2 separate regions of the Homo sapiens genome follow, and region 1 is linked to region 2. Evidence: chromatin contacts called from ENCODE Hi-C or POLR2A ChIA-PET data. All regions are on one chromosome and are shown on one strand. The core of a region is the stretch at or near the end of the contact, and the rest is flanking DNA. Distances in the headings are between cores, read along the strand shown.

Region 1 (6,777 bases), core at 4,235-6,734, 35 kb before region 2:
GATAGTGGTGATAGTTGCATAACTCTGTGAATACAGTAAAAGTACTGAATTGTACACTTTACAAGGGTTAATTTTATGGCATGTCAATTATACCTCAATTAAAAACACACACACACACATTGAGAATCTTATGTTGAAGTTTGTGGCCTGCTCTGCCCATTTCTATATCGCCTCCACCATTTGCCCCTAGGAGAAGGTTCAGGACAGTATAGTGGGAGTGTGAGCTGGACACTGTTCAAATGCTTGCCCTCCTACAAAGACCCTGAGGAAATGAAGCTGGAGCCCAGTGTCAGAAATCCAGTTTTATAGGCTGCAGTGTGGTCATCAAGAATGTTTGTCCCTGTCTCCTATAGCCAAGCAAATGTTTAATTGTAGGAAACAAGTGAGCTTTGGAGTGGCATATGATGGTTTAAAATGTTATTCCATATTTTATTTTATTATTTTATTTTATTTTATTTTATTTTTTGAGACAGAGTCTTGCTCTGTCGCCCAGGCTGGAGTGCAGTGGCATGATCTCGGCTCACTGCAGCTTCTGCCTCCCAGGCTCAAGCGATTCTCATGACTCAGCCTCCTGAGTAGTTGGGACTACAGGCATGTACCACCACACCTGCCTAATTTTTTTGTTTGTATTTTTAGTAGAGACAGGGTTTCACCATGTTGGCCAGGCTGGTCTTGAACTCCTGGCCTCAAGTGATCCACTCACCTTGGCCTCTGCAAGTGCTGGGATTACAGTTGTGAGCCACCACGGCCAGCCTAAGTGTTACTCCATATTTTAGATCTGCTTAACTACTCCAAATTTACTTATAAGACTGCTATAGTCATGTCACAAAGTCATAGTAGTTTCTTGATAAGCAGTCATTTTCATTCATTTTGTAAGCAGATCTGAATGCTGTAGTATTTCAAATGTCTAAAATATTTGTAAATAAAAATATGAGGCCGGGTGCAGTGGCTCATACCTGTGATCCCTGCACTTTGGGAGGCTGAGGTGGGAGGATCACTTGAGCCTGGGAAATCAAAGCTGCAGTGAGCCCTTATCATGCCAGTGTACTCCAACCGAGGCAACAGAGTAAGACCCTGAGAAAGAGAGAGAGAGAAACGGAGGGAAGGAAGGGAGGGAGGGATGGAGGGAAGCAGGCAGATGGGGGACTGGGCGAAGTGGCTCACACCTGTAATCCCAGCACATTGGGAGGCCGAGGTGGGTGGATCACCTGAGGTCAGGAGTTCAAGACCAGCCTGGCCAACATGGAGAAACCCCATCTCTACTAAAAATACAAAAATTACCCGGGCATGGTGGCAGGGCCTGTAATCCCAGCTACTCAGGAGGCTGAGGCAGGAGAATCGCTTGAACGCAGGAGGCAGAGGTTGCAGTGAGCCAAGATCAAGCCGTTGCACTCCAGCCTGGGCAACAAGAGTGAAACTCTGAATCAAAAAAAAAAAAAAAAAAAAAAAAAGACAGATGGGATTATTCATTTTTATAAAATATTTAACCCAACAAATCCAAAATATCATTTCAGCATGTAAATAATACAGATGGTCCCCAATTTAACCATGGTTCCATTAAAGGATTTTTTTTGACTTTAATAATGGATTTATCAGAATATAACCTCATCATAAGTTGAGGAACATCTGTATAAAAATATATTAATGAGATACCCTACATTCATTATCCTTTGTATACCAAGTCTTACCATGTGGATTTTGCACTTCCCACACATCTCAATATGGACCAGCCATATCACGTGCCCCCTGCCAGATGCATCTAGTGGCTTTCACATCGGACAGCTCCACACTAGAATGACAGTAAGGCACAGAACCAGACAGTCCCCCCGCTTCCAGCTCCTGATCAACCACTTGTAGCCATGGGAGCTTTGGAGACTGCCTTAATAGTTATGAATCTAAGCTAGGTGTCATGGCTCACACCTGTAATCCCAACTCTTTGGGACGCCAAGATGGATGGATAGCTTGAGGCTTTTTTTTTTTTTTTTTTTTTTTTTAGACAAGAGTCTCGCTCTGTTGCCAGGCTGGAGTGCAGTGGCACGATCTTGGCTCACTGCAACCTCCGCCTCCCAGGTTCAAGGGATTCTCCTGCCTCAGCCTCCCCCTGAGTAGCTGAGACTACAGGTGCGCACCACCACGCCCAGCTAATTTTTGTATTTTTAGTAGAGACAGAGTTTCACCATGTTGGCCAGAATGGTCTCGATCACTTGACCTCATGATCCACCCACCTCAGCCTCACAAAGTGCTGGGATTACAGGCGTGAGCCACCGCGCCCGGCCAGCTTGACGCTTGAGTCCAGGAATTCAAGACCAGCCTGGGCAACATGGTCGAAACCCTGTCTCTACTGAAAAAAAAAAAAAAAAATTATCCGGGCATGGTGACACACGCCTACAGTCCCAGCTACCCCAGAGGCTGAGGTGGGAGGATCATTGAACCCCTAAAAGTCAAGGCTGAAGTGATCCAAGATTGCATCACTGAACTCCAGTCTGGGTGATGGGAGTGAGACCCTGTCTCAAAAAAAAAAAAAAATAGAAAAGCTCTGAATCTATGGGTTCTAGCCCTGGGAAATTCTGGATAACATGGAGTTAACAGTTCACCTGCCTCAGGTGAGATAATGTAAAACTAGAAAGGTCCATACCATTGTGATGTCTAATTGAATCTATTTATCAAAACAGTACCCAAATGCAGTATGTTCAGAAACCTTATACTGTTAGGTAATAATAACCATAAACAAGATAAAAAATATGGGCTGGGTGTGGTGGCTCCCACTGTTATCCTAGCATTTTGGGAGGCGAAGGCAGGAGGATCACTTGAGGCTGGGAGTTTGAGAACAACCTGGGCAACATAGCAAGACCCCATCTCTATAAAAAAACATATAAATATAATATAAAGATATATATATTTTATATATATACATATATTTGTACCTGTTAACGTGGGGTGAGGGGTGCAGGGAGGGTGGAAAGGAGAAAGTCATAATATTAAGCATCAGTAGGCCGGGCGCAGTGGCTCATGCCTGTAATCCCAGCACTTTGGGAGGCTGAGGCGGGCAGATCACAAGGTCAGGAGATTGAGATCATCCTGGCTAACATGGTGAAATATCATCTCTACTAAAAATACAAAAAATTAGCCAGGCGTGGTGGCGGGCGCCTGTGGTCCCAGCTACTTGGGAGGCTGAGGGAGGAGAATGGCGTGAACCCAGGAGGCATAGCTTGCAGTGAGCCGAGATTGCACCACTGCACTCCAGCCTGGGCAACAGAGCAAGACTCTGTCTCAAATATATATATATTTATATATATATATTTTATATTTAATATATATAATATATATTATATATAAATTTATTATATATAATATATATTATATATAAATTTATTATATATAATATATATTATATATATTATATGTTATATATATTTATTACATATAATATATAATATATATTTATTATATATAATATATATTTATTATATATTATATATTATATATTTTATATTTTATATATATTATATAATTTTATATTTTATATATATTATATAATTAATATTTAATATATATTATATATATATATATAATATATATTTATTATATATAATATATATTTATTATATATTATATATTATATATTTATATTTTATATATATTATATATTTATATTTTATATATATTATATATTTATATTTTATATATATTATATATAATATATATATTATATATTTTATATATAATATATATTTATTATACATATTTTATATTATATATAATATATATTTATTATATATTTTTATATATATTATATATAATATATATATATTTATATATATATATTTTATATTTAATATATATAATATATATTATATATAAATTTATTATATATAATATATATTATATATAAATTTATTATATATAATATATATTATATATATTATATGTTATATATATTTATTACATATAATATATAATATATATTTATTATATATAATATATATTTATTATATATTATATATTATATATTTATATTTTATATATATTATATATTTATATTTTATATATATTATATATTTATATTTTATATATATTATATATAATATATATATTATATCTTTTATATATAATATATATTTATTATACATATTTTATATTATATATAATATATATATTATATATATATATATATATATATTTATATATATATATATTTATATATTTTATATATATATAATATATATTAATTATATATAATATATATATTATATATATATTATATATAATACGTAATATATATTTATTATATATATTTTGTATATATTATATATTATATATTTATTATATATATTTTATATATATTATGTATATTTTATATACAATACATAATATATATTTTATATACAATATATAATATATATTTTATATACAATATATAATATATATTTTATATAATATATTTTTATATAATATATATTTTATATTATATATAATATATATTTTATATATTATATATAATATATATTTTATATTATATATAATATATATTTTATACTATATATAATATATATTTTATACATTATATAATATATATTTTATACTATATATAATATATATTTTATACATTATATAATATATATTTTATATATTATATAATATATATTTTATGTTATATAATATATATTTTATGTATTATATAACATATATTTTATGTATTATATAACGTATATTTTATATATTATGTAACGTATATTTTATATATTATGTAACGTATATTTTATATATTATGTAACGTATATTTTATATATTATGTAATATATATTTTATATATTATATATTTTGTATATTATATATTTTGTATATGATATATTATATATTTTATATATTATATATTATATATTTTGTATATTATATATTATATATTTTATATATAATATATCATATATATTTTATATATATATAAAGCATCAGTAAACAACTCTAGAGCCAGGCACCGTGACTCACTCCTGTGATCCCAGCTTTTCGAAAGGCTGAGGCAGGAGGATCGCTTGAGGCCAGGAGTTCAAGACCAGCCTTGGCAACATAGTGAGACTCTCCCGTCTCTAAAACAACAACAACAAAAGGTTAATTAAAAATTAAAAGAAAAGAAAACTCCACAGCCACCTTCTCCAGGAAAATAAGTCCCAAAGCCACTTGCCACTGATGCAGAGGTGCGCAGAGCCCGAGGAACACGGAGTCATAGCAGCTCTGCAAATTGATTTTATTCCAGGCTAAAAGATGCTATTTCTCAAAAAAAGGAGCTGGGAGCGTCTCTGTTCATGAATTCATTTTTCAGGGGTGGGGTGATTTCAAGAGTCCAGGCTGTTTCCTGACCATGCACACTGTTCCGGCCTGGAAGCCTCAGACCCCAGCCAGGCTGACCACGAGCCAGACCCGGAGTAAGCTTCGTCCCATGCTTCCTGTCGGTCCGGGCAGCCTGAGTTTCCTGGTGACCCTTCCCTGCACCCAGCCAATTCAAAGGTCTGGCAAGGCCTGGTGCCAGCCAAGAAAATCTGAGGCAGCCAGGTTTGTTATTTCAAATCTCTAAACCTTCAGACCTCTGTGCTTGGCTTACATATGTGAAAGTTAAAACAAGGATGTGTGTCGCAGTGGTGATTATAATTCAAGTAAGCAAAGATCCCTGCATGACCAGCCTTCGAATGTCAGCCCATGCTGAAGTTAACACATTTAACTCATAGAACAAAATAGTTAAAATGAGGAGTGGATGCAAAATGGTACTGCCATTCTAGAAAACAGTTGGCAGTTTCTTATAAAGTTAAACGTACGCTTACCACAAGACCCAGCAATCACCCTCCCAGAGAAATGAAAATTTATGTTCATATAAAATATTGTACACAAATAATTATAACAGCTTTATTTGTAATAGTCATGTATCAATCAGGATTCTCCAAGGAAACAGGACCAATAGAAGAGAGATATATACATAATAAATCATATATATAAATGATATATATAAGAAGTTATATATATATACACAAACACATACATATATTGTGATAACCTACCTTGTTTTAACCTGAGTGACTCTCTCCTAGCAGAGAGAGCCAGACAGACTCCATTTTAGTTTCTTCATTCACAGCCCCCTTTATCCCCCTTAAGGGAATAACTAGTGCAAGCTGACTCTAAGCACATCCAGTAATGCACCTGCTGATAAGATATTGAGGCAGGCTGTACCAGCAGCTCCTGGGAATGTGCTCGGTGGAAGGTATCTAAAAGCCCCTGCATTTATCTCTTAGTGATAGTTTAAGCCCCTGCACCTGGAACTGTTTATCTTTTACAACTGCTTCTATAACCAATTAATTTTTTAACTTTTTGCCTGTTCTGCTTCTGTAAAACTGCTTCAGTTAAACTCCCCCTCCCCTATTTAGACCATAGTATAAAAGAGAATCTAGCCCCTTCTTCGGGGCTGAGAGAATTTTGAGTGCTAGCTGTCTCTCAGTCGCCGGCTAATAAAGGACTCCATAATTTGTCTCAAAGTGTGGCGTTTCTCTATAACTCGCTTGGTTACAACACTATCTCTCAGGGATCTCCAAAGAAATAGAACCTATAGGATATATCTATCTATAATAAATCATTGCCAGGCATGGTGGCTCACCCAGTACTTTGGGAGGCCAAGTCAGGAGGATCACTTGAGCCCAGGAGTTTGAGGCCACCTGAGCAACATAGTGAGACCCTGTCTCTACAAAAAAAAAAAATTTTTTTTTTAATTAGCCAGGTTGAGCCAGGCACGGTGGC
Region 2 (6,768 bases), core at 2,257-4,756:
GCTGAGGCAGGAGAGTCACTTGAACCCAGGAGACGGAGGCTGCAGTCAGCCAAGATCGTACCACTGCACTCCAGCCTGGGCAACAAACCAAGGTTTTGTCTCAAAACAAAAAAAAAAGGAAGCATATTGTGAGAAAAACATGTAGGAAAGGGCCCAGATGAAAGATAAATTTGAAAATCTAAGTTAAGTCTACTTTATGGAAGGCCTTCATAGAGTAGGGATTTCTTAGAGACAGGGTCTCACTGTCACCCAGCATGGGGTGCAGTGGTGCAATCACAGCTCACTGCAGCCTCAAAATCCCGGGCTCAAGTGATTCTTCTGTCTCAGCCCCCTGAATACCTAGGACTAAAGGCCGGCGCCACCACACCCAGCTAACTTTACTTTTTATAGAGACGAGGTCTTCCTATGTTGCCTAGGCTGGGCTCAAACTCCTGGCCTCCAGTGATCCTCCCATTTCAGCTTCCCAAAGTGTTGGAATTACAGGCATGAACCACCATGCCCAGCTGGAGTATGGATTTATTTTATTTTTATTTTTTTCCTTGAGACGGAGTTTCACTCTTGTTGCACAGGCTGGAGTGCAATGGCATGATCTTGGCTCACTGCAACCTCCACCTCCCAGGTTCAAGCAATTTGGAGTATGGATTTTAAGGAGCGAAAACACAGGTCTAAAGCAGTACTTCAGGAAAAATTTCAGGAAAATAGTATATGGCATAAAGAAGGATATGATAAATTAGGAGGCTACTGTAAATATTTCAGAAGGAAAGTCCTGAACAAAGCTGGTGACAAATACAAAAACATAGAGAATACCAAAAAAGGCAGAAATAAACCAAAAACGGGAAGGGCCTGGTGGCTCACGCTTGTAATCCCAGCACTTCTGGAGACCAAGGCAGGCATATCACGAGGTCATGAGTTCAAGACTAGCCTGGCCAACATGGTGAAACCCCGCCTCTACTAAAAATACAAAAACAGGCCGGGCAGTGGCTCACGCCTGTAATCCCAGCACTTTGGGAGGCTGAGGCGGGTGGATCACGAGGTCAGGAGATCGAGACCATCCTGGCTAACATGTTGAAACACCGTCTCTACTAAAAATACAAAAAATTAGCCAGACAGGGTGCGGGCGCCTGTAGTCCCAGCTACTTAGGAGGCTGAGGCAGGAGAATGGCGTGAACCCGGGAGATGGAGCTTGCAGTGAGCGGAGATCGCACCACTGCACGCTAGCCTGGGCGACAGAGCAAAACTCTGTCTCAAAGAAACAAAAACAAAAAAATACAAAAACTAGCCAAGCGTGGTGATGCGCACCCATAATCCCAGCTACTCAGGAGGCTGTGGCAGGAGAATTGCTTGAACCCATGAGGCAGAGGTTGCAGTGAGCCGATTGTGCTGCTGCACTCCAGCCTGAGCAACAGAGCAAGACTCCATCTCGGGGGAAAAAAAAAAAAAAGAAGAAATAAACCAGAAACTGGCTGGCTCTGGACACACTGGTCAGGCCAAGGTACCCAGCTAGTAGCTAGAAATGCAGGGAAGTCTGAAGGAAGGTCAGAGCTAAAGGAAGATCCTAAATCAGCTTCAGTGGATTACAGAAGGCAGGAAAGAAGACAATTACTAATTGCAAACAGAGAAAAAGATGTTCACAGATAGTTAAAACCGTTAAGACTAGAAATGTTAAGTTTACTTGAATTTCTAAGAAAAGTCCCTACTGATTTTCTGGATTTCACGTAACTCATAAACTAAAATACATTTTTTACCTGGTTGTTGCGGTTTTCCTGCAGCGGAGAAGTAGCATCATCAGGAAATGAGCTTACATTTCTCCTCTTCAGCATCTGGTCATCCTTCTTAGCTTTCCTCAGCTCCACATTGACCTCTATTCTGCGACGCCTCATTTCCTTGAGAAAAGATAACATGCCGTTTCACCTATCACACCAGTTTTTGTTGCTAAGTGAGGGCATTTTTTTTTTAAATACCTCAGTTTTCACCCCTTTCCAAATGTCTTCCCATTTAAATACCACCACAGGAAAGCAACAGAAGGTACTCACTGTACTGTCTTTTCCCTTGTTCTTGAATCTGTGAAGACGGGCAGCTGGTGTATTAGCATTCTCGTTGGTGGACATGGTTATGAGACAAAGGGAGAAAGCTAAAAGATGGGGGAAGAGAAAAATATTTCCTTTATCATTTTCCTTTGTCAATAATAGTACCAAATAAGAACTGAATTATCAAGCATCTACTGAATCCACACCTGTATACTAGAGGGGGGATCATCATGTTTTCGGCACTATGAAATAGCTTTACCCAAAGGGGAAGTGTCCCCCTTCCCTCTAAAGGGCTGAGACTTCCTGGAGAGGGCTCTCCATCAGAAATAGAATGCAAGCTATATAAATTGAAACTTCCTAGTAGCCATATTTTTAAAAAGGAGAAAAGAAACAAGTGAAACTAATTTTAATAATGTATTTTACTTAACCCAACATATCCAAATAGTATTTCAACGTGTTATCAATATATAAAATAACTGACATCTTCTACATTCTTTTTCCATACTCCATCTTTGAAATCTTTTGTGTACTTTAAGCTTACAGCGTATTTCAATTTGGACTAGCCACATGTATCCACCGTTTCTGACAGCCTAGTTCGATACTCCAGAGTCCCTAATAGTTAATTCAAGACAAAGTAGGGGAACCAAGTCAACTTACAGCTAAAAATTATGTGCCAGGGCAATAAATTCAGATCCTCAGGAGGCTCTCCCTATTTTACTGTCTTTACTTGGCCAAAATAGGTGCAGACTCGAAAATTAAATAAAAATTTGCTTCATCATTACATTATGGTCAACATTAAAAATGCAGTGCCGCATCTCGCATATTTGATTTGCATTTCCAGAGACTAGGAGTGAATGCGCTTAATTAGGATGACATCAGCTGTGCGTCATTCAGAAGATGACAAAAGTCAAAGCCCTCCTTACAATTTGCTATCTTTGCTTTCATTACGCTCGCCTACGACTTGGTGGCAGAGCCACCCCCGGGGCCTAGGTGTCAGAGACGGTGCTCCCAACTGCCACCCCCAGCCCCTGCCCCCACGCCGGGGAAGATGCAACGAGAAAGGAGGAGGCGAAACCAGGGCCGCCACAAGTCCTCCCGGGACATTCGCCCTCAAGCCTGGCTCGCTCCGATTCTCCCGGCCGCGACGCGTTAAGGCCTCCGCTGCCGTTTGCAGAGCGTCGGCGCCCTAAACCCGCAGACCCCGCGAAACTCAGCCGCCTGGTCAATGAACGTCGCCCCCGAGGCCTAGTCAACGCGGGAGGCAGAGCCAGGCTCGGCGTGGACCCGGGGCCTCCCTCCCCCAACCCAAAAGGCGAACGCCGCCCACGGGCAAGCCGTTAGCGCTCGGGCCGGGCCGCCGCCTGAGTCTGTACCTGCGAAGCGGGCCTGGGCTTCCACGGGAGGCGATGCGGGGGGAATCAGCGGCTGTAGGGCGACTGCGTTCAAAGGGTCCACCTCGACTCAGCTCAAAGACCGTGTGGCTCGTGCAGCCGGCCGGCGCGATTTAAATTTCCCGGTGACTCCGCATTCCGATTGGCTGGTTCGAGCCTAAGCTGTGTGCCCATTGGTGGATTTGAAAAACACGTTGGGAGGGGAGGGAGTCATAGGGCTTGGGGGCGAGTGGGAGGGGGGAAAGAAAAAAAAAAAAAGAGGATGGCATCGCGAGATGAGGGAGCGGCCGGGCGGTGAGGGAGCGGCCGGGCGGTGAGGGAGCGGCCGGGCGGTGAGGGAGCGGCCGGGCGGTGAGGGAGCGGCCGGGCGGTCCCTGAGCGCCTGGCGGGGCGGAGCGGGAGGACTCCAGATCCCGTCAAGCAGCGCGAAGGGGCGGTTCCCTGGGCCGTTCGTGTTTCCATAGGGTTGAAGCGTGCATGGTCCTTGGGCGTTTTCCTGGGCGACAGCCTTAAACAAATACCACAAAATGATTCTCTAAGTCATTATTTTAAAAACTTTGTTGTTGATCTTCATGAAAATAAAAAAATTCTAATTAGTAAATAAGTAATCTTTATAGAAAAACATATTGCTTTGCATTTTTTTCCTATTATGACACCCAAAGTACTCGGCGGGGGTTTCTGGCTACTATGGGAGGGAAGATTTGTGTTATATTTTTTAGTTTAGTTTTTTTTTAATTGCATCATAAAAGACTGTATAGAAGCCGCAAATATGGAAACAAAAGGTTTCTTATGCCTGTTTCTCCAAAAACTCAAGTTTTTTATTTTTAAATAATTTCAAATGCAGCAGAATTGCAAATCTTTATCCAGATTTGCCAAATCTTAACATTTTGCCACATTTGCTATTGCTTTCTCTATACATATATATGTATACATATGCACGCGTGTACATATGTGTGATTTTAATATGTTACTTTAAGAGAAAGTTTCAGAATCATGTCCTTTTTCCTCTGTTTCACGGTGTCTCTCCTAAGAAAAGACATTCTCTTATATAACCACACTGCAGTCATCAAATTCAGAAAAACTGAAATTTCATGCTGTTGTTTAGTATGTAGTGTGTGTTCAAGTTTTTTCAATTGTTATAGTAACATTCTATGCTCATTACACATTTCTGAATTTTGCATTTTTTGCCATATGCTCAAACGAACAAACAAAACAAAGATGGTCAACAGAGCATCAGGATTCTGGGCCATTTTTGTTTCTGCAATTTTTTTGTGTTCTAAAAGATTACATTTTAGAAAAGTTTTCATGGTTTATTTCTTACTATAAATAAATTCAAACAGCAAGTTTGTCCATTTTTGCAGGCATTAATGCCAGCCTCATTCATCGTAAAGCCAGAGTTCATAAAGGGTTGGACCTACTCTTAATCAGCATAATCCCATCCCCCTAAATGCAAGAATGTGGAAGGAATTCACCCCTAAACCAATCACTGTGTGGCATTCTCTCAGCTACTGAGAATGGTTCAGGGGCAGGCACATGACCTAAATTCATCCAGTTGGACAGCCTCTGCCTTTTGTTTACTGGTTGGAGGTAGGAAAGCAGCCTCTGTTCTTCTGAACTAAGGGATGTGAGTCCTAGAAATCTGAATAAGAAAACTGTAGGGAAACCTTGAGAGGTCTGACCTGCTCTATCTCTGAAGGTTTGCAGGTAGGAGATCCGATACACATTTCTTTTGTATTGTCAAGTTGAGTTTCTTCTCTTTTTTTTTTTCTTTTTTTTCTTTTCTTTGAGACAGGGTCTAGCTCTGTCGCCCAGGCTGGAGTGGAGTGGCACGATCTCAGCTCACTGCGACCTCTGCCTCCTGGGCTGAAGCCATCCTCCCACCTCAGCCTCCCAAATAGCTGGGACTATAGGTACACACCACCACGTCCAGCTAATTTTTGCATTTTTTGTAAAGACAGGGTTTCACTATTTTGCCCAAGCTGGTCTCGAAGTCCTGAGCTCAAGCAATCCACCCACCTCAGCCTCCCAAAGTGCTGGAATTATAGGCCTGACCACCATACCAAGCCAAGTTGAGTTTCTTTTGCTTGAAAATACTGACTACTATGTGCCCAGAAGTGTTCTGAGTGTTTACCATATATTAATACACTTGATCTTCACAACTGTGAGGTAGTACTGTTATTTGCTCTATTTCACAAAAGAGAGCACTGAATCACAAGTGTTTATGTAACTTGTTCCAGGGTCACACAGCCAGTAAATGGCAAAGACAGGATTCAGCCATAAGCAGTCTGGTTCCAGGATCTGTGTTCTGAACCACTATTCTGTACTTGCACCTAAAAACAACCTGAAACAGAAGTATAATGCCCAAAATTGCCTTTGAAAGATACGATATCGTCGGGCACAGTGGCTCACACCTGTAATCCTAGCACTTTGGGAGGCTGAGGTGGGCAGACCACCTGAGGTCAGGAGTTCAAGACCAGCCTGGCCAACAAAGGGAAACCCTGTCTCTACTAAAACATACAAAAAATTAGCTGGGCGTGGTGGCAAGCACCTGTAACCCCAGCTACTTGGGAGGCTGAGGCAGGAGAATTGCTTGAATCTGGGAGGCAGAGGTTGCAGTGAGCCGAGATCACACCATTGCACTCCAGCCTGGACAACAAGAGCGAAACTCCATTTCAAAAAAAAAGACTAGCCTGTCCAACATGGCAAAACCCTGTCTCTACTAAAAAATATAAAAAATTAGGCAGGTGTGGTAACACACACCTGTGGTCCCAGCTACTCAGGAGGCTAAGATACAAGCATCACTTACACCTGGGAGGTAGAGGTTGCAGTAAGCTGAGATGGTGCCACTGCACTACAGCCCAGGCGACAATGCAAGACGCCGTCTCAAAAAAAAAAAAAAAAGTCCTATCATTTATGACCAAGTTTTAGCTGATGTGTTAGTCCACTAGCATAGTCCGCTTAGGTTACCATAACAAAGTACTACAGGCTGGGAGGCTTAGATAACAAACATTTATTTTTCTCACATTTCTGGATCACGAAATCTGAAATAAGGGTGCCAGAGTGGTCAGTTTCCAGGAAGGGCCCCCCTCTTTGGCGTCCAGATGACCATCGCCTAATTGTGTGCTAGCATGATCTCTTCATTTTAGCACAGAGAAGGGAGAGTGAAAGCTCTCTGGTGTCTCTTCTTTTTTTTTTTTTTTTAGATGGAGTCTCGCCCTGTCACCCAGGCTGGAGTGCAATGGCGCGATCTCAGCTCACTGCAACCTCTGCTTCCTGGTTTCAAGTGATTTTCCTGCCTCAGCCTCCCAAGTAACTGGGATTACAAGTGCATGCCACCACACCTGGCTCAT

The links. Hi-C counts contacts between places; a loop is a spot of excess contacts on that map. ChIA-PET counts read pairs that join two places held with the same protein, here RNA polymerase II (POLR2A). Pooled maps may share reads with other maps.
Region 1: a map of vagina shows a loop between it and region 2 (15-fold over the local background). The contact joins the enhancer-like site here to the promoter of KPNA2 in region 2. A Hi-C loop is called at or near these places in 2 of 168 maps with a recorded cell type or tissue (OCI-LY7 and vagina), 3 of 37 single-sample maps with no recorded cell type and 12 of 50 pooled maps. POLR2A ChIA-PET finds 5 or more read pairs at or near these places in 16 of 52 experiments (A549, A673, AG04450 and 12 more).

Annotation. Positions count from the first base shown.
Region 1 is chr17:68,069,483-68,076,259 of GRCh38, reverse strand. No RefSeq gene overlaps it. Among named protein-coding and RNA genes, the nearest start is that of LINC00674, 29 kb to the left of the region's middle. Within about 2 kb of position 5,484, at least 7 of the 41 ENCODE cell types and tissues checked have a DNase peak (open chromatin) inside an H3K27ac peak, as active enhancers do.
Region 2 is chr17:68,032,473-68,039,240 of GRCh38, reverse strand. KPNA2 (karyopherin subunit alpha 2) reads right to left here and starts at 3,506. Exons shown (of 11, transcript NM_002266.4): 1 at 3,401-3,506; 2 at 2,034-2,131; 3 at 1,746-1,883. The coding sequence starts at 2,108. RefSeq lists enhancers at 2,974-3,193, 3,213-3,760 and a silencer at 3,724-3,773.